3 separate regions of the Homo sapiens genome follow, and all the other regions are linked to region 2. Evidence: chromatin loops called from intact Hi-C (ENCODE). Cell type or tissue: endothelial cell of umbilical vein. All regions are shown on one strand. Region 1 overlaps NAV2 (neuron navigator 2). Region 2 overlaps NAV2 (neuron navigator 2). Region 3 holds the start of MIR4694 (microRNA 4694).

What was found. Hi-C counts contacts between places; a loop is a spot of excess contacts. Peaks named below come from ENCODE experiments on the same cell type or tissue, not always from the same donor. Only the 100,000 strongest peaks of a DNase experiment are listed, where the experiment ranks them.
Region 1: a loop joins it to region 2, with 7 times the contacts of the local background. A loop is called at or near these places in 3 of 110 quality-filtered maps.
Region 3: a loop joins it to region 2, with 3 times the contacts of the local background. A loop is called at or near these places in 10 of 110 quality-filtered maps.

What each region holds. Positions count from the first base shown.
Region 1 is chr11:19,774,614-19,782,613 of GRCh38, reverse strand. All of the region lies in intron 1 of NAV2 (neuron navigator 2), which reads right to left. Among named protein-coding and RNA genes, the nearest start is that of MIR4694, 19 kb to the right of the region's middle. RefSeq lists a silencer at 5,232-5,381. In endothelial cell of umbilical vein, no CTCF peak of the experiment used is centred here; a DNase peak (open chromatin) is centred at 4,883; H3K4me3 peaks cover 1,735 bases; H3K27ac peaks cover 351 bases.
Region 2 is chr11:19,899,493-19,907,492 of GRCh38, reverse strand. The region is part of intron 6 of NAV2 (neuron navigator 2); the gene reads right to left. Among named protein-coding and RNA genes, the nearest start is that of NAV2-AS3, 78 kb to the left of the region's middle. In endothelial cell of umbilical vein, CTCF peaks have their summits at 2,032 (motif pointing left) and 3,774 (motif pointing right); DNase peaks (open chromatin) are centred at 2,032 and 3,772.
Region 3 is chr11:19,759,227-19,767,226 of GRCh38, reverse strand. The region is part of intron 1 of NAV2 (neuron navigator 2); the gene reads right to left. MIR4694 (microRNA 4694) reads left to right here and starts at 7,144; the gene lies at 7,144-7,223. In endothelial cell of umbilical vein, no CTCF peak of the experiment used is centred here; a DNase peak (open chromatin) is centred at 3,676.

The DNA.
Region 1 (8,000 bases), 120 kb after region 2:
GAGAGTCTTAGAGACCCTGAAGAAAAGCTTAGCCACATGCCTTCTGGGTGGCTGGCATTACATTACAGGAGCCAGAAACAAAACAATTTTTTTCCCTGGCTTCACACAAAAACAAAAACAATTGCATAAGTAATGTAAGCACTGCCAGGTCACCAAAGGGACCAATTATAAATCTCTACTTCTCTATTAACACAAAAATGAAGGAAAATGTGTTACCTCAAAATGTCATTAAGAGGAAGTCACTTACTAATTTCAGAGGCTTTCTCTCCTTCCCTCCCAATATTCCTTTCTTTATTTTCCTAGTAATTAACCAAAGTCAAAACCTTCCTCACATGCTTTGGTTTCAATTCAGGAAAGTACATCAAGGCTATGAGGGCTCATTACCCACAGCGGAAATGCATATGGAACTATTCCTGTATATTCCAACCTGCTTTCTCAAGGAAAGAATGGAACTTCTTGCCCTTGAGATTTTGGGGAATTAGTAGAAAATGGACATGACTTCAGTACCTGGGAGATGGTCAAATCTATGCCAGTTACAATTAGTGGAAAGCAGGAGAAAGTCCTAGAAGTCCCTGAGAGTGGAAATGACCGTTGTTTTCTAGCTGAAGGTGGTAATACTTTCATGTGAGTGTTAATGAGCTTTAGTCAGGAAAAAAAACGGAAGTTGTTAAGATGGGAATCAGTCTATACGTGTAAAGAGCTGAAGCAAGCTGATGGATGTGTTAATTAGTTTGATAGTGGGAATCATTTCATAATGTATGCATAGATCAAATCATCACACTGTACACCTTAAATATATACAATTTTTATTTGGCAATTAAGCCTCCATAAAGTTAGGGATTAAAAAAAAAAAAGCTAAAGGAGCATTTGTCTTTTAAACACAGCACCTGGGAGCTCAGGAGTTCTGCAGGGCCCACAGCATCCTGGCCTTTGGGAGGGAGCAATATAACTACAGGGAAGCAGACAGAGCCCTTTAACCCACTGACCTCTTTTAATCTGCTTGTTAGCCTGGCTGTGGACAGGCCCAGGGGGTCTTTGACCAATGCCTCTCTGGGGAAAGGTCAAAGGTCAGGGGCACATTTCCCTCATCATCATTATTCTCAATTATTCTTCATGCAGAGCCACTTTCTCCTTCATTTTGAGGAAGAGCCCCCTTAAGTGTTTTCCAAGACGCTGAAGGGTGATGACCCAACCCATCCCCACTCTCCTCTCCACCTCCCTCCCAGGATGTCCCTGATCAAAGGGGCTAAGAGGGGATTGCAGTGAACAGAGAGGCCCCTCACAGAGAGAACTGCAGCAGTGAGCACAGGCATCTATACTGCACGCTCATGCAGACCCACCTCAGCAGCAGGCCCTGCAGCGCTCTAGGAGGCATCCAGGGTGTCTGATACAGCAGTTCAAGGTACAGCCTTTGCCATCAGACAAAGCAGCACTTCTAAAGTTACTAGCTCTGGAATCTTAGGCAAGTCATTTAACTCTCTGAGCCTTAATTTCTTTATCTGAATAATGGAGATAATAATAGTTTTTATTTCAGAGGATTGTAGAGAAGATGAAATAGAATCATACACATAAAGCTCAAAGTAAAGGTTCAACACATGTTAGCTATTAATATGATTTTAGCAGTAATTTAAAAAATCTTTTCTTGATGATAAATGTAACATATGAGCTTTGTACAAAACTAGAATATAAGGAAAAGTATAGACCAAAAACAAACAAACAAACAAACAAACAAAAAACAGTCCTGGTAACTTCCCCCCAAGAACTTGGCACTATTGACTTTTGGGAATGTTTCTGTTGAGTCTTTTCTCTGTGTGTGGAGAAATGCACACACTACTGGTTCATCTCGTCCGTCATCATATGAGCAACCATTCACTGACCACCAACTAATTGCAGAACGCTGAGCTCAAATCCGGATACATTTTTTTCCCTAATTTTTACTGTAATTCTGTGAGGTGCTGTAGTCTCAATTTACAATGAGAAAACCAAAGATCGAAGAGGTAAAGCAACTGGCCCATGTCACAAGGCAGTGGCTCCTGTGCAGAGCTCTGGCTACAGGTCTTTCTGACTGGACTACCTGCACTCCGTGCATTAGCACAGGCTGCCAGGGGGCCTCTCTCAGTGCCTTTCCTTTTGCCATTCTTGGACTCTACCACTCCTCAAATAATACCAGCTGCTCCATAAGTGGCCTCATTGTTTCTCCTTGCTCTGCCTAAGTCCAAAGAATTTAAAAGAAGGGAACTAGGGTGTGGAGGGAAGGTGGTAAGAATGTCAGAACCACCCACAGTATGCTCTGTGGCTGTGCCCCAAGCTTATCCCCTCCCAGTGGGTGCTTTGGACCTGGGCAGTCACCTCCTCTCACTTTCATCAAAGGCCTGTGACCCTGTCAGATGGGATTTGGACAGATGTAGGATCTACCAGCTACTGCCTTCTCTCCTAGGTGGGCAGGTGCATTTCTGACATTCCCCTGCAGAGATAACATATAAAGATGCAAGTTTTGCCTCTAATTACTCTGGGCCTTATTTTTGATCCAATTAGCCTTAAAATAGAACATGAAGCAAGACCTTTAATTCTACTATTCAAACAAAACAATGCATTTTCAAGCTGTGGGTTAACTGATTTCATGTTTATTGAAGTGCATCAGTGATAAAAGTTCGGGCACACACCTCTGGCCCCAGGCCTCATTCTGGAGCAGTTATTCACACACAATTGACTTCCAAGATGTTCCCAGGGAGCTCCTTCCTGCTGAGGGCTACTAATGATTCAAAGGTAAGAAAGGTTTGTTTTCCCAGGGCCCATTAGAAGAACCAACCATTCACCCAACAGTACAACGTAGAGTGGGGACAGATTATGTCTCATTTACCACTGAAGAAAATAATGATAGTTCCCATTTAACAGACAAACATGCTTCCAACTCTATGCTGGATCATGTTCCTGTATTATGCCATTTCATCTTTTCACAACCTGGGGAAAGAGAGTTGTAAAACAGCCTTTTACAAAAGAGGAAAACTGATTCAGGGATTAGTAAGTGGCAAGGCTGGAATTCAAACCAAGAATCATCTGCAAGCAAAATCTTTCACAACGAACACAGGCACCAAGGCTGTGCTCTGCACAAAACACACAACAAATAAAGGGTAAATTGATCAATCAATAAGTGAATGAACAAAATGCAAACTAATGATACTTCAGCTAATGATGTATCAGTGGTTTCTAGCATTCACAGAAAAGCTGAGGCTCATCACTGAGGATATCTGAGGCTATCTGGACGCCAAGACCCAGTCATGCCTCTTCCTGCCTGGGCTCTGGGGCAGTGGGATACACGGGACAGAAACTGCTACTCCCTCAGGGCTTCCCAGTTGCTTGAGCTCCCCTAGCCCTTCCTCCACCTCATGGGGAAAGGGTATTTTGGTGGACCATAACTACCTTGGGTGGTCCTCACAGTTAATTTGAAAAGTGAGACAGCTCTAAAGATTCAGGCAGACCCAATAAAGGCTGACCCCTGACCCTTGTTGAGGAAAGCTCCCTCCATAGACTAAACGGGCAGCAATATCGGAGTGGAGAAGACATCCCAGCCCTTACCATGGCCACCTGCCACCAAGCTCCAGAAGCCATCCCCTGGGAGGCTCCACGTTTTCCCTGCCTGGCAAATCATTCTTTTTCTTCTTTTTAAAAAAGCATTTAGGTTTGGCAACCTGACCCTATGCAGTTCAGATCGGGACCCAGCTTTCCTATGCTGCCTGTTAGAGTGGCATCTCAGGTACAGCTTGGAGAGAAATTATGTGAAACTCTGGCCTCTTCCACACCAGTCTGGTTGGAGAAAGATTCCAGGAAAGGATTAGGGAGCTGGAATCATGACATAGTATAGCAAAGGTGCATAACGTCTGCTAATGTTACAGCACATTAAATGAAGTTGTAAAATAGTAGCTTAAAGTTAGGCAGGCCAAACATAACACAAGAAGTATGAAAAGCAAGGTGCCATTTTTCCAACAAATAAGTTCATTATATGAAGACCCAGCTTTGGTTGATTTAGCATCTTGGTATCCAATGCAGCTGCTGTGACTTTCTTTTCTTTCTTTCTTTTTGTTTTTTTTGTGTTTTGTTTTTGTTTTTGTTTTTGTTTTTGGTAGCATCTTTAAAGACCTCACACCAGTAAGTATGCATTCCAGTTTATTAATCATACCTATTTCTTACTGAATCCTTTTTATATGCCAGGCAATCCACAAATATGATTTCTTATCCTGGCACTAGTTCTACAAGGTGGGAACTTGCTCCATTTTACCGAGAAGGAAACTAACATCCAAGGGGGTTAACCGACTTGGCCACAGCACTGGCTGACTTTAATGGGGGAATTATGGTCCCCGCCAGTTGAAACTATCCGATAAAAAAACAATTCACAAAAGCAAAACCCAGAGATTTCCGATCACATTTCCTCTTTGGGATGGAGAAACAACTCAGGCTTCTTTGGGCAGCAAGGAAAATCCTGCTATCCTCAGCTCTCCCGGGACTGATAGGCGGTTATTTTTGAAAACGGAGGAGGGAAAAAGTACCTGCACCCTGGATGGTTCTTTGCAAGCTTGAAAGAGAACTAAGCCATTGTGAGAGGCGGGAGGAGGACCCGGTGCATACTCACTCACTCGGGGCTCATGTATTCCCCACAGACAAGCCAAACCGCAGTAGAGATCAATAGCCATGTGCACCCCAAAGTATCAAGACACAATGGGGGCTCGGGGGACGCGGACCACGCTGTCCCGGGACAGGCTGTGAGGGCGCAGACATGCTCGTAGGAGACAATCCCAGCGTGTGCAATCCAAGAGAGCTCCAGGAATTCGTAGGTGGAAGGGACGGAGAGATAATGCAGCCCAGTCCCACCCCCCTTCAATGACTCACAACCAGAGACATACACACATCGACTTTCCTGGTTTAAACACACACACCTCCCCTGAGATCTAGCTTCAAAACAATAAGGGAAATACCAAGTGCGGAATGCATTTCAGGGGCTTTCCACCACCCGGGCCAGTTCCTAAAGGGGATGGGGGGCGGGGTGGGGGGTTAAAAAGTAGAGCAGCGCCCAGGGGGTGCGGTCTGCAATCCACCCTTACCAGCTTCATGGTGGTGTTATTCTGTTCCCAGCGCCACAGCATCACGCTCATCTTACTTCAGGGCGAGGAAGGAAGGGGCAGAGGAAAAAGGAGGAGGGGAAAAAAAAAAAAAGCCGAAGCACCTGCCCGCGCGCCCGGCAGGTCTGGCCGTCCAGTCCCGGGTCTCCTCTCGGCCGCGGCCCCTCCAGGCATCCCCGGCGCCCGCGGTCGCCTCGCCCCCGCCCCGGGGCCGCTGCTGCGCGCGGGGACCCTACCCTGGAGACCGGCGCCCGCGCTGCCCAGCTCTCGTGCCTCCCTCGCTCGCTCCCCGCCGGCCTCCCCGCCTCCGCCAAATCAAACAACTCGCCCTGTGTCCAAGCGCCCGCTCCTCGCAGCGCGGAGGCCGCTGGGGCCGCGGCGGCCGAGGGCGGGGTGGGGGGGGGGGTCGGCGGCTGGTGAGTTCCCCGCCCCCTAGCTGGCCCGCGGGCCGCCCCGCGTGGCACCCGGCGCTTCAGTGGGCCCTTCGCCACTGCCGCCGGTGGGCGCGAAGGGGGAAAGATGGTCGGAGTTGGTGGGAGGATACTTAACTATTTCGGGGAGGGCGTGGGTAGTAGGGAGAGCCTTGGGCAGAAGATGGGTAGGGGTGAGGCCGGGGGAAGGGGCTGTGGAGCGCAGTTCATGGCTCCCGGGTCCCCATGGGTTCTTAGCTCAGACACCAGCCGGCGCCTCACTATGCGCACTCATCTCCATCCGCATTTTCTTTCTGCACAGAACTCACGCAAGTTGACAGAGCCGCCTCCCCCTGGAGCAGTTGGAACTATGGCTGCAGGATGGATGCATTTCTGACCCCCACAACTCTAACCACACACACACACACACACACACACACACACACACACACACACATTTTCTGACCCCCACAACTCTAACCACACACACACACACACACACACACACACACCCCTGCCCCAGCCCACACGCTGCGTTCCCAGCAATATTTATTTCCTGCCACGTGAAGGACAGAGTTTGGGTATTTCCAAACACACCTTGCCTGGCCGCTGCTGGAGAAAGGCCATTCAAGGCCCTCTGGAGAGGAGGAGAGGTCAGGCAGCGACAGAGGAGGCAGCCTGTGGCCTTTATTTCCTCGTCTGCCTGCTCCACCTGCCACAGGCCCCGGGTGCCTTCCTTTGAGGACTGGGGACCTCCCCACCTTCCTGCCCAACCCTTGTCCTAGGTCCAGCATCCTCTCATCTGGCAGTGACCCTCCAGGGGTCCCCAGCAACTTTCGGTATCCTGAAAAGGCTCAAGAATCCTTCAGCTCCCCAAGGAAAGATGGCACTAGCCACCCAGACCTCGGAACTTGTTTCTGATTTGGGCAGCCATGACATCCTAGGATGGAAATCCTGGCTCTCCCCCACTGGCAGAGAGTTATAATGAGAAATCATGGATTGCTTTATTATATATTCATTTCCGTAGTCAAAACTGTTCATAATGAGGAAAGGTGATAAAATTGGTCCTAATCTTTTTCATTCTAATCTTTAAAACATGGCAATTAGATCAACTTGTCACCCTACCTAAACCTTTCAGGACTTGATTTCCTTTCAGAGTTTAAAAATCCCAGCTCTCTTCTATGACCTGCAACCTGGTCTCCCACCCTCTGGCCAGCTGTGTTGCAGCAACAGTGGTCTGCTTTCTTTTTCTCAAACACATCCAAATCATTCCTACCTCAGGACCTTTGCACGTGATAGTCCCACTCCCCGGAGCACTGTTTCCCCCTAGACTTGCCCATGGTCTCATGTCTAATGGCACCTCTTCAGGGAGACTTCTGACTCCTAATGTTGAAACTTCTCGTTCCCACACTCTCTTCCACTCCATTACTGTTGTCTCATCGTCATTGTTTTGCCTACTGAGTTAACTTAGCTAACCTGTATTCTTGTTTCTTTTCTGCCTTGTCCCACTAGACTACAAATTCCAACAACCTTGTCTGTTTTGTTTCCCTACTGTTCCCCAGTACCCAGAACAATGTGTGGCCCATAGTGGGAGCTCAGTAAATGTTTCCCAAATGAAAGGCTGTTGATGATTGTCCTAGTGTCCGTCCATGCAGCTTCCTCTACAGCTAGGACTGAGCCAGACCCAGGCAGCAGATCCCACATCCTGCCTCGGGCCCTAACTTAGACTGAATGACTACAAGAGGCCCTTCTATGTACATCTCTACACACATTTCTGAAGAATGAAACAGAGGCAGCAATATTTGCTGTCTCAAGGGAAGGGGCACAGGCTAGGACAACATATCAGAAATGAGAGAGCATGTGTCATTTGAAAAAGCATATTCTGTATTAAAATATATTTATATATTTGGAAAACAAATCCTAAAATAATTTTTCCAAAAATAAAGCTTGACAAATCTTATTGGCTAAGAGAGCAAAACACAAGATATCTCTATCACAGCTTTTTAAAGCCTAAAGTTCCTTGGAGTTGAGTGGCTGGATAAAGAATCCAAAATCCTGATTGTGTGAAAATACTGCAAGATCAGGGATTTATACATTTTCTGGGAAAACATCATTAGGTTCATTATACTTTCTAGGATAGCCACAACATTTACGATCTATACATCTGCAGAAAGTCATTGAATGAGCAACTAGTTTCCAATCTTTGCTGGAAAAAGGTGAAAAAATACCACTCATGGTACAAGGAGAGATGGGAAGGTGTGGAGGGAGATACAGAAGGTACCTGCCTCAGCTTTAATTAAAGAGAATAAAGCCTGTGACCTTTCCCTTCAGATCTCACACACCTTAGGTCATAGGTATTCTAGCTCATTTAGCAAACACTCCTTGAGCATCTACCATGATGCACTTACCCAGCTTTGCCGAGGGTGTTGAGAATCAGGGAGGATTCCTTGTCTGGGGTATGTGTCTCTCTCTGTGT
Region 2 (8,000 bases):
TAAGTGACATTTCTAAGACACCAGGAGCAAAAGATAACAGGGTGGATATTTACCAAACTATGTCAAGTGTGCATTTGCTAAAAGTCGTCCTTTCAGTGAAGGTCATTCAGTGTTTCTTGGTCCCTTGGTTTTCAAAAACACTTTTCATCACGGTTTATCAGAGAGAGAGGAGGATGAGCAAGAAGAGGCGGCTACAGGGGTGCTTCAGACTTTTGATCTGAAGCAACAGACCAGGAGTGGAGAACTGGCTCTCTGAGGTTCTCAGTTCAGCTGCTGTGGTTACTTTCCCCTTTGTAGTCATTTCTGACTTTTGGACACTTATGAAATCATTGATTCAACAAACCTTATATACACAATTTAGGGTATTTTTCTGTATGGTTTCATCTCACGGAAACCGTACAATAACTTTATGTGGTTGGTGCTATCCTCATTTCCATTTTAGAGCTGAGGAATGTGAAGTTCAGAGGTGTTAAATGACCCATCAAAGCCACACAGCCATCAAATAGAGTTGCTGGGACCAGACCCCAGGTGTCCTGAGCCCAAGTCTGACATTTGGATCATCTTCATCACACAACAACTTTTGCCAGTTGGTGTGGGAAAGAGAAAGCAGAGAAGTGTAGGCCTGTGAATACCAAGAATCCCAAAGGCTGGAGAACAGACTCAAGTGGAGTAAGACCTGTTTTGCGGAGTTCTACTTTAACAGCTGGTTCCTACCTTCTTTCCTTGGCCACAGGGGCCTCATAAAGCAAGTGGTGCTTGTGCCCCTTCACCGACCTGCCAGCATCTGCTTCTTAGAGACACCTTCTATGGGACTGGGGTAACCAAGGATGCTTTGGCTGCTCTCCCCCGTGAGTTCTTAGAACTACATGCCCCTATAACTTATAGGAAACTGCAAGTATGTCTTAGTACATCTTAAATGAGCTCAGTGCATTCTCATTTTCATGCAACTACAGTGGAAAGAGACTATTACCTTGACAACTGAAATCAATCCATCAACACAAATTCACTGGGTGCAACCTGTTTATTGTGGTAGATTGATTACAAAAACAGCCCCTAGTGTCCACCCCTCTCTGTGCCATGTACGCTTTGCAATGTGACTTTGCAGCTCCTCCTTCAGTAGGTGGAATCTGTTTCCCAATCACAAGAATTTGGGCAGGTCACGTGACTAGGTTTGGCCAACAGAATGAAGACAAAAACTGGTGTCCTCTTTCAGAGCTTAGGCCTCAAAGGGCCTTGTACATTTCAACTCTCTGCCTTCGAACTCACCTACCACCAGAAGAATAGCTTAGACCAGACTGCTGGGAGATGAAAGACCATGTAGAGAATTCTGAGTTGTCTCACCTGAGGCCATTACAGACCAGCCAGCATGCAGTCAATGTGCCAGATGCCCTCAGACATAGGAGCAGGCCCAGCCGAGACCCCCTGAAGCTGGTGCACCTTAGCAAGACCGTCCCATCAGCCTTGGGCTTGTAAGAAATCATACGTGGCTATGATTTGAAAACATTCATTTTGAGGGGCTGGGAAGATAGGGGTGAGTAAGGCACCTGCTTCACCAAACTTATCAAGGTGAGAGGGTCCAAAAAAAGGTTCGCTCCCACAAGTTTTATTATTATCTATTTCCTAGGCAGTAACAGGTTTGAAGATGTTCTGGGGGAGGTAAACACTACTTGTGTTGGAAGGTATGAGCCTGAAATGGTTCAAATTGTGGCTAAAAGAGCAAAAGCTTGGAGTCAGGTGACCTAGGTAAGAATCCTTGCCCTAGCACATATGTCCTATATGGAAAAGTCCCTCTCCCTCACAGGTATTCACTGGTTTTCACTCCAAGCCAGATGAATTTAACATAAGCCAAATTAATCCTGGCCCCCTAAGAAGGTTCATTACTGAAGGTCAGAGCCTCATTCATGCACGAACAATAGGACAGACTGAATGAGTCTCTAGTATACAGAAATAGTTAAAAATAGGGCCCAGTTTCTTCCCTACAAGGTCGAAATTACTGGCTCTTCCTGGACTCTGTCCCTGGTTTTCCTTAATGAATACTGCCCCCTACAGCATGTCAGTGAAATAGATTTTTTAAAAAATAATTTGCATGAACATTCCTATCTGGCTCTTAGATGAGGGCAAGGAATTATCCAAGTGTTAAATGGTGGAAACCACACATGTGACTTCTCATGAAGTAGCCATGATTTCTTCTGTGTGGCACCCATCCTTGCCTGTGAACTCTCTGATGGCCTCTGAGCATGAACTTGGCAAGTTCAAGACAATTTAAGTGAAGTTAAGGGAGAAATCTTCTCAAGAATGTGAATGGAGTAAAAGAGGTCATCACAAATGCACACAGGCATATCCACGTAAGATGCAGCCTTTTTCCAGCATACAAATGAATCCTAGAGTACAAGTAGCACCCTCAAAAATAAAGCTCATTTTTGGAATGAATGAATACTTTTAAGGGAACCAATCCAAAGGTGGGGTTTTGGGAACTCTAATAAACTGTGGGGATATGTGTGAAATTACTGAGGTGGAGGAGACTCTTCCAGAACAAATCACACCAACTTTACCCTTGCCTGGGGTAATTAAATGCTAGATTTGCAAGCAATCTGAGAGAAAATCTATTCCAACCTACCGGCTATTGTAAGAAACCTCACCTGTAGCATCCCTAGCAAGTGATATTCCAGCCTCTATTTGAATACCTCTGGGGTCAGGGAACTCACTACTCTCAAGAGAGCCTATTCAACTGTGAGAAGACAAATGTGAAAAGTTCTTTTCACAATATACATATGGAGCCAAAGTTTGCCTCCCTGTATTTTTTTTTTACTTTTACTCCCTATGTCCAGAGAGAGAAGAAAAAAGCTAGTTCAGGATATAGATCTTCATTTGTGCAAGGGAACTGGTTTCTGTCCATAAAACTGTTTTCAAAAACATCCTTTATTTCCAACCATTGTGTGGGAGAATGGGGATCATGGGCACAATGGACCCTGCAAACTTTGGCTATGGGTCTCACCCTGAAGAGGTTGTACCTAGTCCAGAGAATTAAGTTTCTACCTAATCCAGAGAATTAAGTTCATTCATAGTACCCCTCTTTTTTTTTTATAAGACCAGTTACCACAAAATGTAATGATACTGTTTGCATTTGTTTACTGTCTCTTCCATCAGACTTTAAGTTCCATGCAGGCAGAAATAATCTGCTTTTTCACTTTTGAATACTCAGTGACTGGCATAATGCTTGGTACATAGAAGACATTCAATAAATAACCTCAGACACATGAATATATGAAGGACTGAATTCCAAGTACATGAATGTATAATAAATAAGGGAGAGAATCATTTATTCCACACTATACAGTCTGGTTTAGAATTATTTGCCTCTTAAAAATGGAACCAAATCTAGCATAACCTTTTTGCAGCAAAAATCAACTAGTGCCTTCAAAAATCCTTCTCCTTAGGGCTAAACCTGATCCTTGAATCCACCAGCTGGCTGCCTGCCCAAGTGAGTGGGTGGACGGCTTTGTGAAGACCAATTTTAGCTCAGGCCTGCTGTCAGTTCCTCACCACTCAAGAGAAAGTCTTTCCACTAGGCCACATGAACCTGATCACACCCACACTGTGGGTTTTCTCCATTTCACATACATTCTCCTAAATTGAGGAAACAAATGTGGGGAGGCCCTGTCTGGAAGAAAGCATTTAGACAGTCTGCAAGTTATTATCCTCCCAAGCACAGTGCCTGAGAATGCCAGGCTAGAAACCAAGGATCCTCTAGGAAACACACACAAAACTTGGGCAGTAGGGGGCAGCAGTGACTTACAGTCCTAGGCTGTCCTGGAGCCAAAGGACTTTTTTTTTTTTTTCTTAAACTTTTCTTTTTCCAAGCTATGTAATTATAGCTTCCCCACTCCACATTTAGATTTCCCACTCCACATTTCAGAAAAATGCTGTGATTCTCCAACTCTGAAAAAGGCAAAGGGAGCATTAGATGTTAAGAGGCTGCCTTTACCTTTGCTCTTATGAAGGAAGCAGGCCAGGCCATTGATTTCCATCAGCAGTTGTTATCTGTGCATTGTCCACAAAGTTTGGGGAGCCTTGCCATCATAAAAACAAGCATAACCACTGCTAAGGAATCATGGCAGGAGCTCCTAGGACACTAAGAATGTGAACTGTGTCCATGAGGCCTTGGCACAAACCACCGTGTAGCATGACCATTCGTCCACAGGGTGTGACACCTGCAAATGGCCCATGTGTCACTCTCACCACCAAGTAGATATACCATGACCATTGTCTCAAATATTCTCATTGCAACCCCGACACCTTCATCAGGAGAAGACGGCTCCCTGGCACGTGGGCTACACACTGGTACCCTAATGAAATGCACACGTTGATGGAATCACAAAGGCAAGCTGCAGCTAAGAAACAAGCACTTTATTTGCGAGAGTCACTGAAGCCTGAGGATGTCATGTCCTCGGCCCAGAGAGGCAGCCAAGTGCACATTCACAAGAAACTCCTCAGTAAGTAGTTGCAGCTACATGAGCTGCCAGGCTTTACTGTTCAGGGTCTCTCTCCTCAGCACTCCATGCTTGCACTTCACATTGTGAACATGGGCTACATATGCTCACAGAAATGTTAGTTTCATTTATCCCAAAATATATGTATCTTCTCATGCTGTTGAACACTGTCAAATACCTAAACTTGGAGGACATAAACTTTTAAAGCGGACCTTAAACTAAGGGATGACCGAACTAAGTCCTGACTACAGATGAGAGCTTGATAAAAATGACTATTATGAGAGCACCCAGAAAGGTAAATACTTCTCCCTCCCAATGATCCTTGAAATGAAACTGAATTCATGTATGTGTGATAGTTTCCACGTAACAGATGGAAGCAAGAGAAATGCTGAGATTTATCATCTGAAGATCGGATGAACATCAACTAGTCATTTTCAATTCCTGAGACAAGACTAATCAAATAGATCTTTCATCTTTCCAAATGATATATTTTCTCTTTTTCTCTACTCCTTGTTACAAAAAGCCAGGTTTATTGTATTTTAGAGAAAGGATATATAGCAGAACCATAAGTTCACACATTGGTTTTGAAATGTATCCATATTTAGAGACAAACAAACATGGTGGCATTCTTCTTCTCTGTGAAAAAAGGATGGCTTCAGCATTAAAGGTTATTAGTTTCACACATTAGAGGGATTTTTGTGTCTCCTCTTCTGAAGGCTCTTTTAAATTACACAGTAGATCAAGAAAATGACTCCCAAAGGGGGCAAAAGACTGCACTGGATACAATTTCTTTCACCTTGATGTTTGACTGTAATGCTTGAGGTTAAGGACAAAAGCTAGGGTGGAGTAAGGGCAGTTGGGCACGTCACTCAGGTGCCTCTCTAGGCAGCTTTAATAGTGCTCGCCCTTCCTCTGAACAGGACAGTGCTCTCCTCCACATAAAGTACCACCAAGCTCTGCAAGTGCCAAGGAGACAAAGAGCTAAAAGATGATTCTCCAGCTAGGGCAAGGTGAGCCAACTTCTCCCTCAGAGCACCTCTTTGTCTTGTATTCCCTCTGCTTCCCTATTTAGACCTCAAAGGGACACTTTCTTTTTAATATTGCCAGTCTAAGGAAGAATCTGTTAGCTTAGCAGAAACAAGACAGCAATGAAAATGTAAAAATGAAAAATGCAAGAAAGAACTTTGCTAAAGGTTAGTGAGGCAATAGCACAAAGCCAAAAGAAAATAAGACCTATGCAAGTAGTTAAGTCTACCCAGTGTAAGTTGCTGGTTCTGAGAATAAATTTCAATATGTATATGACAAAATGTATACATACATTTAAATGATTCCCCATTTATTAATCTCCTGCTATGTGCTAGGCATTTGTCTGGGTGTCTTACTATATTACCTCCATTCCCCATAACAATGTACTACAAAGTAGTTGTTGAGAATTAAAGGGCAATTAAAAGGGAGTGTTCTCTTTTCTCGCTCTGTTGCCTAGGAGGAAGTGCAGTGGTGTGATCTCGGCTCACTGCAACCTCTGCTTCCCAGGTTCAAGCGATTCTCCTGCCTCAGCCTCCCACTTAACTGGGACTACAGGCGTACGCCACCACACCCAGCTAATTTTTGTATTTTTATTAGAGACAGGGTTTTGCTCTGTTGACCAGGCTGGTCTCAAACTCCAGACCTCAAGTAATCCTCCTGCCTCAGCCTCCCAAAGTGCTGGGATTACAGGCGTGAGTCATCATGCCCGGCAGGCAGTGTTCTCTTTTAAAGGTAACCAAGAAGTCCTGCTAAAACTAGGGTTCTCAAGCTCCAGTGCCTTAAGATCTCATGGGTGTGAAATGTAAACTTCTAGGCTTTTATTCAAAAATATGAATTAGAAGGACTCAGTTTGTAATGCCTGGGGATTTGTCTTTTTAGCAATTACCTCAAGGGATGATGAGATGGCTCATGAATCACACCTTGAGAGACAACAGTCTAGAGTTTTAATTGGATTATGCAAAAAATGAGAAAGAATGCTTCACATCTAACTTTCTCCCAACATTAGGGCTATAGAAGCCTGTTGCCACTTCAAAGATAAATCAACTGAATCTCTGAGAGGTAAGATAACTTGCTGTTGGAAAAGGATTAACAAAACCCTTTCCTCTTTTGGACGAGAATTTGACCTTGGGTTAACTTGCTAACTGTTCCCCTGGAAATGTGATAAAGATAGAATGCCCACTATATTACTAAGCACATTGCTTATGGTAAAAATGACACATCTGGATGGGAAAAACCATAAATGAGGTATAAATACTTCCTGAGGACACCATCATTTTGAGCTTCTCTGAGTTCTATGACAATTGATTGGGCCTAATCCTTGTGGGAACCCTAGAATTTATACTTATGGGGCTGTTACATACTCCCTTGGGGTATGTGACTTTTAAGCTGGATGGACTTGTGCACCTGCCCTATTCAAGTCTTATTCCCTCACACCTGAGCTGTTACCTGGGAATGCAGGGGTACAGCACTAGAATGGTGCTAAGCATGGCCTGTGATGGTCTTTTGAGGGTCATCCTGAGCAGATGCATTGGTGACCATGACATTTGGCCAGAGCCATACTTCTGGGAAGCGGCAGAGCCAATACTCAAACACAGTGGTCTGCCTTCACGGTACTTGCATTCTCTTTGATTGCAAGGCCCCAAAACTCCTCTCCTGAGATAACTGAACACTGGCCCCGAGACTTTGATACAACTTCTTGTTTATTCCTCCAGTGATCTGTGAAGTCCCTAAATTTGGCAGCATCTAATCCATCCTGCCTACTTAGCCTCAACAGGTGGTCTAACTGGTCACTGAGTTCCATTCCAGGCAATATCCCAGAGAATTCTTTAAATTCAATGATGCCACCTTGGTTCACACCTCTAGGTTGGCTTTCTAAGCCCTTTGACAACTATGGGTACTAGCTAGAAGGTCATAATAACATCACAGCTGATTCCCAAAAAAAGATGGCTATCACCCACTCTAACCAACCGACACCTAAGCTCTCCCTGGCCTGGGATAATAGCTCCAGCAATGACAAAGATCTCTTGATGACCAAGGGAGGCCCTACCCCACCACAGAAATGATCTTGCAGAAGTTTACACTCTACAAGCCCTCCATAGAATATGAGTTGAATAACACAGTGAACCCAGCAGATTTGCTGTCAGATTAACACCCAGATCAGGAAGGGCAGGACAAGTCATTCTTTCCCAGCCTTCCTTTTCTCTAAGCAAAAATTTTGAAATGGAAATCAATACAAATGATATCACTTCTCGGAAGTCCTCCCTGAGTCTTCCCAGCTATGTTCATCTTTTTCCTCACAACTTTGAGCCTCTCTCTATTATAGAACACGTGAGCATCATTCCTCTCTGAGACTGTGAGTCCCTGGGAAGCAGAGTCTGTGTCTCAATTCTGCCTGTCACGACAACCAGTCCAGTGCTGGACAGATAGTAAGTGCTCTATAAATGATGATGAAATGAACAAATGAAGAAAGTAACCTGAAACAGG
Region 3 (8,000 bases), 140 kb after region 2:
AGGACATAAAATTCCCAAATGTGGATATGTACAGGCTACCCTGATCTATACACCCCAGTTTCTATCCTAGGGGAAGTCCAAAGAAGAGATTCTTGTATCTTTTCATTCCCTGACCTGGTTCCTGGGCCAAGGATGGTCCAGTCCCTGCCTGGTGCATGAGTCAGTTTATAGCCTGGCTCACTACCCAGTCCATCCCATCCTGGGGCATCAGGTTCAGCCAAGACTCATCGTCTGACTATGAGCCAAAACTCAAGGGTGTAGGGTACCAAGTCCTCCTGGAGCCTTCCACAGGATCATCCCCTGCAGTCCACCCCCCAAGGGGCCTTTTATGATTGCCCTAGGAAGGGGCCTAGGCTCTCTTTTTCAATGACCCAAATCCAAGCTCATTTCTCCTGAGGCCTCTGGACTATAGCAAATCAGGGTGGGAGAAGGAGGTGGAAGGAGGGTATAGCTGGCTGCTCCAGATGCTTCCCTCTAGTTGCCATTCCCAAGTGGCCTATAGAAGGAGATCCCAGGAGTAGGAGGCTTCACATCTGGAGCTGAGAGGCACCATGCTCCATAAAGTGGCTCCAGAACTACCAGCTTTTCACACCATGATCCATCCAGGACTGATAAGCACCATCCAGCCCCCATCCACACCAACTTGGTTTGCAGGTTGGCTCAGCTGTGTGTTTCTGGGAAGGACAGTTTATCTCGGCACTCTTCTGGCTCTGAGAGCTACTTCACTCCCTCCTTAAGAGACATCAGCACTGGCTCCACTCAGCACTTATTGTCCAGGGATGCTCTAATGACATCAGCTTCCTGAGAGCTGGACAGTTCCCCTCACATCAAAGCCTGGCTAAGCTCTCCTCTACCCCCATCACCATGTTCACACTTGGATTCACCCTTCAGACCATGACAGCACATGGAACTGGCCTCTCACAGTCCACAGCCACCCCAAGCACTGCTTGGCACCTTCATCCGATTCCTCTTTGCATTACACAGAGCCAACCGGGCTGAGGATTTAAAAAGAGGGCCTTGTTGCAAATGAGTAGTACTACAGGGGTTGAAAACCAGCTGGCCACATGGCAGAATTGTCCTTATATGTATTAATTATATATTATATAATTAAAAAATTGTCCTTATATGGATATATTTATTAATGTATCCAGCAAATATTTTTTCTGATTGACCACTAAGTGCCAGGTTCTATTCTGGGTGATAGGGAGGGAGAGTGAGGAATGAGACAGACAAAGCTGGCACCTGCCCTGGAAGAGCTGATGCTAGGCTGGCATTAGTGACAAACAAGCAAGTGAAGATATAGTAAGTCCTAGAGAGAGAAGCCACTGAGGGATAGCATGTCCTTGGGGTGGAGTGGGGAGAGCATTTTGGAGGGGCTGCTCAGAGAGGCTTCTCCAAGGAGAGCTTCTGCAAGCAGAGGCTTAAACAAAGGCAGGAAGCAAGCCACATGGAAGACCTGAAGGGGCAATGTTGCGGGGAGAGGGAACAGGAGTGTGCAAGCCCTGAGCAGAATGTGACCAGTGTGCCCCCAAACAGCCAGCAAGCTACTGAGGCTAGAGCACAGTGAGCAAGGCAGTGGGCAAGAAGATGTGAGCAGGAGAGAAGGGTCAGGCCAGCTTGTATAGAGCAAGAGTCAGCAAACTGCCACCCAGGGGCCAGATCCAGTCCTCAACCTGTTTTTGTAAGCCCGTCAGTTAAGGACAGCTTTCAGCTTCTCCAGTTTTAAAGGGTTGGAAGGAGAAGGAGAAGGAGACAGAGGGAGGGGAAGGGGAAGGGGAAGGGGAAGAAGAAGGAGGAGGAGGAGAGAGGGAGAGAGGGAGAGAGGGAGGGAGGGAAGGAAGGAAGGAAAGAAGGGAAGATGAGGAGGACAGGATGAGGAGGAAGAGGAGGAAGGATGAGGAAGGAGGAGGAGAAGAAGATGATGATGTGATAGACTCCCATTTGGCCTAAAATATTTACTATCTGGCTTTTTACAGAAAAAGTTTGCTTATCTCTCATATAGAGACCTACAGAATTGTAAGCCATTTAAATTTTATTTCCGGTGTTATCAGAAGTCACTGGAAATAAAAGTCACTGGAGGGTCCTAAGCAAACAAGTGGAACAACCTGATGTAAATCTGTTAATGCCTATACACTGGCTACACCATGGAGAGATGACTGCAGGGTCCAGGGTGGTGGCAGGAGGGTCAGATCCAGGACACTTGCACAGGAATGACAGGAGGGTAGTGTCTGGGAGGGTAGCAGTGAGTGTGGTGAAGAGGGATCAATTTTGCAACATATTGGCAAAGATGTGCAACTGAATATGAGTGTGAGGGAAAGAAAGGAGTGAAGGATGACTCTTAGGTTTTTAGTTTGAACAACTGGGCAGGTGTTGCTGCCACTGACAAAGATGCAGAAGACTAAGGGAGAAACAGTCTGTGAGATGAACTTGAGAAACCAAGAGTTCCAGTTTGGGCATGACCAGTTTGAGATGATTAGACATCAAATGGAGACATTTATATATACATTCATGCAAGATGCACGCACATATAACATAAAGAATGATGATGTCACTGATGCTATTGGAGAAAAGAAAAGAAAAAAGAATGTACTGAAGGCTTACTCTTACATGTGAAGTATTTCATATTCATTCTCACAACAACCTATAAGGAAAAAATTCTCCATTTGTCTCTCCTATTTTACTGATAAGAAAACAAACCAGGGGTTCAAGTTTCTTAACACCACATCTGTTAGCATGAACAATACATCTGTGTCTACTTGGGAATATGCCCTTCCTTTTTTGGTGCTTGTGTTGAAGCATTTTTATTTGGGGACACAGTGGACAAATTGAGTTCTCCCAGTTGTCTGGAATTGTTTTCTACAGACCAGGGACAATAAAATTTTCTTGTTTCTTACCTCTAAATTTAGTACAATTAAATAAACACATGTTTTCATTACAATACTTTTTCTTATGCAGTACTTAATTATAAAATGCATGCTTATCAGTTAAAATATCAGTTAAAATCCAGGAAGGTGCTGAGAGTGGCTGAGAGTGGCTGGCCACTTTGATTCCCTCCAGGAATGCTTCCTCTAAGACCTAGAGGTCTCATCATTCATGATTTCACTAAGGCACGTGTTCGTCCTGTGCCAATCCACTTGTTCTAAAAAACGAAGAACTTCAGGAATGGAAAAAATGTAATTACAGAGCACTACTTCTATTTTGTTTTTTAGACTTCAGATTCCTGGCCATCTCTTATTAGCTTATTTCTGCTCAATTTCCAGTCAGACCCACTAACTGGGATTTTTAACCCGAGGGGTCTCCATGGATAGAGAGATGTTATACGGCCATACGTTTTGCAGTGGGCAGGGCAGTGAAGGGGAAGGAGGGTCCATAGGTTTTGTTACATTACCAAAGGGGTATGTAACTTCAAAAAAGGTAAAAAAAAAACAAAAAAAACAAAAAAACAAAAAAACAACAACGCTAATCTTTTTCCACTTCAGTGATATTTCCCATAGTCTGTGAATGTTACCTCTTTTTTTTCCTTAACAGTCTCCCATGGAGCTGAGACAGTGGCATTTGGGGTTTGCTTTCAGAAACTATGCGAGTACGGATTGGTATTTTTCCAGGCACAGCATAAAACGGAGCCTAATTCATTCACTTCCACATTGACACAAGGGAGAATGTTCTAATTCCGCAGCCACTGAGAAAGGCAGTGTCGCCCCCAGGCTTCACACAACCCTCTTTCACTTAATTATTATTTAAGTCTCACCCTTGGCCCTGACTCCACACCGTGGGTCTACACCATTTCCCTGAGTACACACAGTCTTAGATTCCTTTGAGCCAAAGAAAATAATGCTGTTCTGATAGTCGAAGGCAAGAACAGACTTTCTAAGCAGGTTGTTCATCTGCCAGAATTCTTGCATGCTATGCCTTATTCTTAAACTCCAGATATCAATCACCATCTCTATAGGGTAGAGAAATGGAACAGAAAATACAGACAGTCTCCTGTTATTTCATTTTGTCAAAAGCAAGTAGCATATTCAAGTGGAACATTTAAGATCCAAGATCTTTGTGAGCATTCATTCCTTCATTTCTCCAACAAATACATATCACATATCTACTGCGGTCCAGATACTTTTTAAGTGCTGAGGACAAAGTAGTGAACCAGACAGACAAGGTTCCTGCCCTCCTGGAGCTTATGGACAAGTGCAGGAAGATTGCAGGTAAATACAAGTGTGCTAAGAAGTATGAAGGAAAATATGAAGTGCTATTGAGGACAGGTAACCAAAAGACCCTATGGAGTAGATTGATGTTAAGGAATAAAAAAGACTTCCCTGGCTGGGCGTAGTGGCTCATGCCTGTAATCCTAGTACTTTGGGAGGCTGAGGCGGGCGGATCACAAGGTCAAGAAATTGAGACCATCCTGGCTAACATGGTGAAACCCCGTCTCTACTAAAAATACAAAAATTAGCTGGGTGTGTTGGTGTGCGCCTGTAATCCCAGCTACTCAGGAGGCTGAGGCAGGAGAATTGCTTGAACCCAGGAGGTGGAGGCTGCAGTGAGCCAAGATCATGCCACTGTCCTCCAGCCTGGTAACAGAGTGAGATGTCATCTCAAAAAAAAAAAAAAAAAAAAAGAAGACTTCTCTGCTGAAGTAACAGCTATGCTGATACCCAAGTAGTTGCTGAGGCCAAGGCTCATGGAGGAGAACAGAAGATTAGGAGCCAAGGCTTCTGCAAAGGCCCTGAGGCCAGAACTAATACAGCATATTGCAACAACTGGAAGAAAGCCTGTGTGGCCAGAGCATGGAAAATGAAGCCACAAATGTCTAGAAACATGCTGGAGAAGAACTTGGGGATTTGCACAGAGTGGGCTTTGCATATCATTGTAGGGATTTGGATCTTTATGCTGACAGCAATGGGGAGTCATGAAGAAGTATTCGGCATGTGTGTGTGGGTTTGTCTGACATGATCAGATTTGAGGGTTTGTTTTGTTTGTTTGTTTTGAGATGGAATCTCACTCTGTTGCCCAGGCTGGAGTGCAGTGGTGCAATCTCAGCTCACTGCAGCCTCCACCTTCCGGGTTCCAGTGATTCTCCTGCCTCAGCCTCCTGGGTAGCTGGGATTACAGGGACGTGCCACCATGCCTGGCTAATTTTTGTATTTTTAGTAGAGACGAGGTTTCACCATGTTAGCCAGGCTAGTCTTGAACTCCTGACCTCAGGTGATCCGCCCCCCTTGGCCTCCCAAAGTGTTGGGATTACAGGCGTGAGCCACTGCACCCAGCCAGATTTGAGGTTTTACAAGATTCTGACTACAGTGTGAAGAATGGGCAAGGTTCAGTAGACCAGGGGAAGGATGCAGATGGTTTGGACCAGGGTGAAGGTAATGAACATGAAAAGAAATGGACTTACCTAGGAGAAAACCGGGAGCATGAACCAACAGAACTCAATGGTAGGTTAAATGTGGAGATGAGGATGAGGGTAGGATTAGTCCTCTAATCAGTAATTTCTGGTAGTCCTTAGAGCAGTTCTAGACATCCCTTCCTCCCTCTCCCCTAGGAAATGGCTACGTCAGTGGACATCGCAGTTGGGGTTACAGTAGCTGGGTGTAAAGCTGAAACAGCCACGAACTCATGAGGCTGCAGTGACACTGGCCATTGTTGTGTTGATTGAAAAGCCACAGATGTCCTCACCTGGAGCCTTTGTGTTGGCTATTGTGCTGCCTGGATCATGCTCTCTGGTCTTTACCTGGTGGATTGTTCAGTTTTCATGCTGCTGCCTCAGAGTGGTCTTCCTTGAGCCCCTCATCCAAAGTTGCCCCTGTCACTCCTGAGCATATCATTCAACTTTACTTTCTTCATAGTACTTGTCGCTCACTGAAATAAACTTATTTTTGTATTTGTTTACTCGTGTTTTGTCTACATCTCTCCATAAGAATGTAAATTCCATAGAATAGAAATTTTGCCATTCTTGCACCACACTGCTTAGAACAGTGCCTGGTACATGGTAGGTACTTAATAAAAAGAAGATAAATGAGTGAATAACTCCCCCAAGAAAAAAGGCCTCCAGACTGCCCTCTCTTTTGGCATTCTGGACATCCATAGCAAACTTGACTTCAGTGTTGTCCTGGTCTGAGTGATCCCTGTGGTTGGATTCCCCACCAGCTGTTTCAGACTCATTCTGGCCTCCATCTCAACAAAGGGCTCAGGTAAGCTGCAGTTTTCAAAGAACAGCACTCCCAATGGGGTATTCCTTTTCTTTATTCCCCGAAACAGAAGAACCACCAGCACTGGTATTTTTCCAAACTCTATACCTTGGGGCACAAAGCAAAGGCAATAGGATCCCAGGACAGAATTACTCATTCACGCCCATGACTGGAAGAACTCACAAGCAAATATTGCTTGTGCTGCTGATTCGTTACTATTTTTTCTCCCTACTTTTCCCTATAGAGCTCAGGGCCAAAGTCAACTGCATTTGTAGTTCATAACTGGTTCTTTTTAACCCAGTGTATGGGACAACATTTGGTTCTCCTAGCTAAATTCCTTCTCAGAAAGGGCACTAGATTCTTCTCTCTTACTCCTCTAAAGTTTATTTTGAAAAGGTGCCGTTTGCATAACATGAAGATAGGGACTCCATTCTACAGAGGGGAAAGAAGCCTGGCATAGTAAGACCCAGCCAAGCCCCTGAAAAGCCCAGCAAAGGGGCAAGTCAGTGCTTCGTCACCAGCAAATGGTCTCTTCTCAGAGCTTGTGAGTCGATGGTTGGTGTGCATGGTTCTTCTGTTTTCCTGCAACATGCCTGCATTCTCCCCTGAAGCCAGGAGGGAAATAACTAATAACAGAATCACTGTCCAGTATTATTTCAGCTAAACCATAATATGATGCTGGTAGGATGATAAGATCAATTGTCATCTTATAAACCTACTGGATTGCCCTGGAGTTGGGTTGGGAGTGGGCCTGAGAATGGGGTAAAGGACAGGGTCCTAGAATGGCTGGGTTAGACAGAGGGTCTCATTCTCCAGCCTGCCTCTCAGAGGAGCAATGCCAAAGCTCACACTAGCAGATATGCTGGGCCACCCTTGAAATGAAATGAGGATACAGTTCTGTTTTAAACCCTAATTCATCTGCTGGAACTCTCACTTAACTGGGAGTATTTTTCTTTTTCAAATACATAGGTGTTATCCTATCCATTTGCCTCTCTCAGAAAATAGAGTCAAATGGACAGGATAACACCTATGTATTTGGAAATTTACAAAAAGAAAAAAATCAGCTTTGAAGGATGCTATGGAGGGCTGAGCTCAAGATAACGGCAGTGCCATTTGTAGACCACCTTACCCCCCACCCCCAGCATTTCCACATGCTCCACAACACCACTCATCTGTGTCTTCTGCACCTGCGCCTCAAACGGCAACAGCAGCAATCATTCATTGAATAATGATCCTTCAGGATGTGATGAGCACTTTGTATATATTATTTTTTCAGTTCACATTAAAAAACCCCATGAGGTGGATATCATTATTATTTATATTTTACAAACAGGAAACTGAGAAATTAGAGACTTAAAGCAATTTGCCCAAGAAAACATAGCTAGTAAGTAGTACCTGATGTGGGAGCCAACCCCAGGAGTACCCAGCACCAGAGGCCCCGCTCCATGTTGTTCCTGGCCTCTCTTTGACCAAGCAATCGATTTATTCTGTTTACTAAGACAGGAAAAGTGCATTTGTTTGGTTTTTGTTTTTTTCCCAGAAAGACTTTCACCGACTATTTTTCCTAACACTAAATTCAAACAATACCTGAGCCATAGTTTCTTCTTAAAAGTTAGGGTGTGTTAGACAAGATTATCATTAAAGTGTCTTTCAGATCCTTGCCAGGCACGGTGGCTCACGCCTGTAATCCCAGCACTTTGGGAGGCAGAGGCAGGCGGATCACGAGGTCAGCAGATCGAGACCATCCTGGCTAACACGGTGAAACCCCGTCTCTACTAAAAATACAAAAAAATTAGCCGGGCATGGCGGCGTGCC